Linked DNA regions of Mus musculus: region 2 is linked to region 1. A link is a loop called in an ENCODE intact Hi-C map of the cell type or tissue named here. Cell type or tissue: left cerebral cortex. All regions are shown on one strand.

What was found. Hi-C counts contacts between places; a loop is a spot of excess contacts. Peaks named below come from ENCODE experiments on the same cell type or tissue, not always from the same donor. Only the 100,000 strongest peaks of a DNase experiment are listed, where the experiment ranks them.
Region 2: it touches region 1 in a loop (4-fold over the local background); 4 of 42 quality-filtered maps call a loop at or near these places.

The regions. Positions count from the first base shown.
Region 1 is chr13:41,819,975-41,822,474 of GRCm38, reverse strand. The region is part of intron 2 of Adtrp (androgen dependent TFPI regulating protein); the gene reads left to right. Among named protein-coding and RNA genes, the nearest start is that of Adtrp, 26 kb to the left of the region's middle. In left cerebral cortex, no CTCF peak of the experiment used is centred here; DNase peaks (open chromatin) are centred at 648, 1,222, 1,813, 2,377 and 1 more place; H3K27ac peaks cover 903 bases.
Region 2 is chr13:41,758,292-41,760,791 of GRCm38, reverse strand. No RefSeq gene overlaps it. Among named protein-coding and RNA genes, the nearest start is that of Gm40925, 82 kb to the right of the region's middle. In left cerebral cortex, no CTCF peak of the experiment used is centred here; a DNase peak (open chromatin) is centred at 1,486; H3K4me3 peaks cover 336 bases; H3K27ac peaks cover 1,299 bases.

The DNA.
Region 1 (2,500 bases):
TTTTCCTCATTCCCGGTAAAGGCAAACTGACACGAGCCACTCCACCCCCCCCCCCAAGCTCCCCCACCACACACCTCTCCACCCCAGGCACGTGTTATCTCTAACACAATTCTGGGTTCCTCACTGGTACTCCAGGGATGTTGGCTGAATGAATTGGTAAGCAGTATATACTTCTAACTGGAGTGAGCCACTCGCCAGGAAACCCCATCCCCCTGCAGGTTGCTCTGTCCCAGGAAATTCTACCACTCACTACCCAAAAGCCACTGTTCCTAGCGACACAGCCTTGGCCAAGGCTTCTTACACTTCTAACCAACACATCCCCACAACTCTTGCTTTCCCTGTTTCTCTCCTCATCATTCCAAATTGTGTTCTTTACATTATTTGTCCTCCTAGTTTTGTTTGTTTAACTCCCTTGTTCATCTTAAGGGAGTTGTATTGTTGTTTTTAAGTTGATCTTTTTAAATTTAATTTGTTTGTGAATGTCACATGAGAGTCCGGTATTTACCCAATTTGACCACTCCCCCCTTCCCCTCCACCTCCCCCACGTCCACTGCTTCTCCCACTCAAATTTAGGACTTCTTCAGTGATCGCTGCTTTACACCCACACACTCTACTGATTCTGTAACTCAGGAGAGCATCTGTTTAGGGCTGACCGCCTGGATTGGATAACTAACTGGTCAGGAAGCTCATTCCTAGAGAACGCTGATGCTCCCTCCCTCAGTAACCATGGATGAATTCCTTGTGGCCCCTCATTGAGGGGTGCAGCCTTGCGAAACGTACCACACCCACCTTGGTGTGTCAACAAGTTGGTAGCATTGTGCACAACTTATTTGGACAACCACCATGTTGTTAAGATTACATGGATGAAACTTCAGCATCTTCTTGTTGTTGCTGTTGTTAACTTTTTATTGGTTCACTGTGAATTTCACAACATGCACTCCAATCCCACTCATCTCTCCCTCCCCTTCTACCCTCCCTCCATCCTTGCAACCCCCCCACGCACACACACACACACACACACACACACACACACACAAAACAGAGAAAAACAAATCTCCCTGCGGAAGCTGTAGTGCGTCCCACAGTATACCCTTTTGTCCATGAGTTTCAGCATCTTTCTTAAAGGCACATGGACGATGAGTGGGATTGTGCACTTCACACAGGCCCAGATAGCCTTGGATGAGAGAGAATGCTAGCCACCTTCTCAGTCAACAGCACCCTCTCCGATACCAGCAGATAAAACATCATTCCCTGTTAGTGCTTGTGTTCTCTTTAATTTTAGAATGGTCTTTCACTGCAAGAGTTGCATCAGGTTGACAGAGGGGTAAGGAAAGTCCCAGGATGACTGAGTCAGGCCCAGAGCCTTGAGCTTGGCACCGGCTCACTACACTCACCCACCAGGAGTCATAATGTCTTCTTCAGGGAACTTGTGGAATCTCCCTCTCTGGAATTATTATTATTATTATTTTAATGGAAGAAATTTTCATTTCCTGGGGTTGTTTAAAAAGGTTTTGGCTCTAGGGCAAGGGAAATAAACTTGATGAGTTGGAGAGGGTAAGTTTCCATGATTTTAAGATCCTAGTGGATTTGTGAAGACATGGAATATATAAACTAAATATCCTTCAGCTACAGTTTTTAAAATTACATTAGTTGTTTTTTTTTAATGTAAATTCAGCTCTGTCACTGGTCATAATTTTGTTAGCTAGCAACAGAAACAGAAAGACAGCTACCAAATATAGAGCAGCGAGCCTTTCAGGAAAAGTCCCAGAACATTCCACTGGAGTAGAGTCAGGGAAGAGCCAGTAGAAAAGATGAATCGGAAACCATTAGCTGTAAATAGCCTGTGATCAACAGGACACCATGAAGCCTACTTTCCTGGGAGCCAATGTCCTAGGATGACAGAAGGGCAGACCACTACCCATTTGGATGACCTGAGGTGATGACCCAAATGCACCCTCAACACCACCCAGGACTCCCTAGAATCTGTGAGTGTGTGTGTGTGTGTGTGTGTGTGTGTGTGTGTGTGTGTGTGATTCTAAACATTGTCTTATTTTTTCCTTGATGGATGAGCAGATCACTATCCATCTGGATAACCTGGTTGATTATCCTCTCGATACCCCTCCAGACTCCCTAGAAATCCAGCTTTTACTACTCCTTATCCTCCAACTCTGTTCAGTGGCCCCTTTAAACCCTAGCTCTAGCCTGTACCTTTACCTTGGCCTGACCCTCAACCTTTTCTCTCCTACACCCATGTGGGACCTGACACTGCCCAAGTATTCCTTGTTAGTAAGGATGTAGCATATCAGTACTCAGATCAGTGGCAGCGAGGCTGCCTCACCCTGAGTTGGCGTCTGGCATATGTCTGCAAGATGGTATGTGTGAACTGGGGGTGGAGGGGGGAGAGATGATTGGCACATTTACAGGGAAGCCAATTTGTATTGATGGGGAGAAACTTCGGAGGAGCTGAGTAATACGCTTTCTTCCCTAATCTGATTTCCAT
Region 2 (2,500 bases), 62 kb after region 1:
TGACCTGCGCTGCTGCCTTCTCACAGACACAGTGCACTCCGGTGTCAGTTGAGCCCATTTCTATTTGTGGCTTGACTGTCCTGGCACCAAATTAAACCTTGATGGCAGGCAGCATGGCTGGCCGCTGTGTAATTCTGTTCTGACACCAGAAATACCTCAGCTGGGTGTCCCACTGGGCACATGCATAATGAGCAGACAGGTGCTTCCCGGAGCTGGTGTCGTTAAATTACCAGCAACAAGACACTTATAATGAACGCTGATTAAACATTCATGAAAAAGCCATATAGCACTCGCTACCTGCAAAGCTATGTTAGGGAGCCTTGGTGGTTGGAATATGATAATAACAGGAGCCAAATGATGCCCCCAATAATGTTTGAATAGTGAAAATTCCTAATCATATTCACTTTAGCCTACATATGCGGAAAATGTATTGGGTCCCATCTTACAATGAGACAAACTGACCTCGTGTTAGTGAGTGGCGTGCTGGTAAATGTTTAACGACCAACAACAAATTAAATTCCTGATTCATGATGTTGGCTCCTTTCCATAGTGTAAACACTCCCCTACACACACACACACACACACACACACACACACACCACCCCACCCCACCCGGCAATCTCTTTTTAAGCTTACCATGGTCCTACCTGAGTTGGCTAGAGATGTTCTCAACCCTTTGGTTCCAGAGAGCCTGTTTCCAGTAGACTTCTGGATCCAGAGGGGGTTGGGTGGGCCAGGACAGGGTAAATGACAGGTCGGGGTTCACACAGGCAGCTCATTCCCCAGCCCACTTTCTTCCCCCTTTGTTGTAGAGCAAAATGGTAACACTGCTAAGACAACTGATCCCTTCTTGCAATGCTAGACATGACAAAGTGACCAAGTGTCTCCAGAGTAGTTGGAGACCCTTATCCAGGCTGGGGGTAGGGAGCAGAGAACAATGGCTCCTCATAGCTAACCTCACACCTGATTGGCTCATACACAAGCTAACATCCCTTGCTAGCTCTCACAAAATGAAACCGGTTCCCCACTCTCCCTTCCAAAGGGTTATACGTTCCACAATCTGTATTCAACAACCCTGCGTCTGCTTGCCTGAATTATTTGTCATAACAGGAAGCCAGTTTCATAGACAGTGATCCTCAGACATGCTGAGGTGCATGTGAGGAACATGAGGGGGAAACTGGGGATGCCAGGGCACCTCCAAATCCCTGAGCCCTGAGCCGCGGCCCCAACCCAGGATATCAGCTTCCTTCCCAGGCCCAGAGACTGGGAAACACAATTTATTCCATAGTCAGGCAGCCTGGTTTTCCTTCCACATCAAGTTGGTGGTGGCTTTTTTTTTTTTTTTTTTTAATAAAGGATTTTGAGTAGGCAGCTAAGCCAGTCAGCTGTTTATTTATAGCTGCAAATTTTCAATGCTGTATAAATTAGAAATCACTGCTGAATGAGGCCCGCGCCCACTCACACACGCAGGGCCCCTATCTGTGAGGCCTTTCACACAGTTTGACTGTACACAGTCTAAAAACGGGAGAAAATGACACGCTCCGAGTCAAATGACGGAGTCACAGCTAAACGGCAAAGCAGAAAACCAGCAATTATTTTTCCTCGGCACAATATGGGAGGTACGACAGGTGCAATTATCCAATATTATTTAACAGCACCGGTTTGTGGTGTACAGAGAAAATAAAGGTTTCCGTGTCTTGGAGAGGAAAAAGAGAGAGAGAAAGAACCTGCCTTGCAGCTCCTGTTACTGCGGATTAAGCTGTGTTATGTAAATTGAAGCTGGCCACGATTCTAAATCTGGGGAGGGAAAGCCACCTGGCTCCAGGTCCTCCCTCAGGCCCTAGAGACTGGCAAGCAGCGGGTTTAGTTGGAATTTCTGAGGAAAGACCCCAGACCAAGGAGCAAGAGATAAAGACCCATCCCCCTGAAGACTGCAAGGGGCAGGGCAAGGCTGATTTACTTCTGTTCCTTTAAGGAGACTTGCCCTACATCTGACTCCGACAGTGAAACTGTGATGAAATTCAAGGGAGCCCACAGGGACCACTTTTGTTTGGTTTGCATTGTGCAATGCCCCCATAAACTCATGGGTTTGAACACTTGGTGCTAAGATCTTGAACGTTGCGCGCCTTCAGAAGGACTATACCAAGCCAAACAGTTCCACATGAGGTTTATTGGGAGAGAGAGGGGCAAGGTGGTGGCAGAAAGAGAAGTGGGGAAGAGAGAGAGATCAGGGGGGCCTTTCTTTATATATGGGTGATGATGTAACACAGGTAAAGGTGGGAGGTGAGCCAAGTGGATTCTGAGAATAAGGTGGCTGTTGCTTTGGCAACAGGTCTGCGGGTCCGCCTATGTGATGTCAGGTCCTGATACCAACACTTGGTCCCCAGCTACCTTGTTCTGTTTTGAAAGGCTATGAAACCTGTACTTGGGGGGTTTCCTGGAGGAAGTGACACACGGGGGGGGGGGGGGGGCTTGAGCTTTGATGGTCTGTTCCCATTTC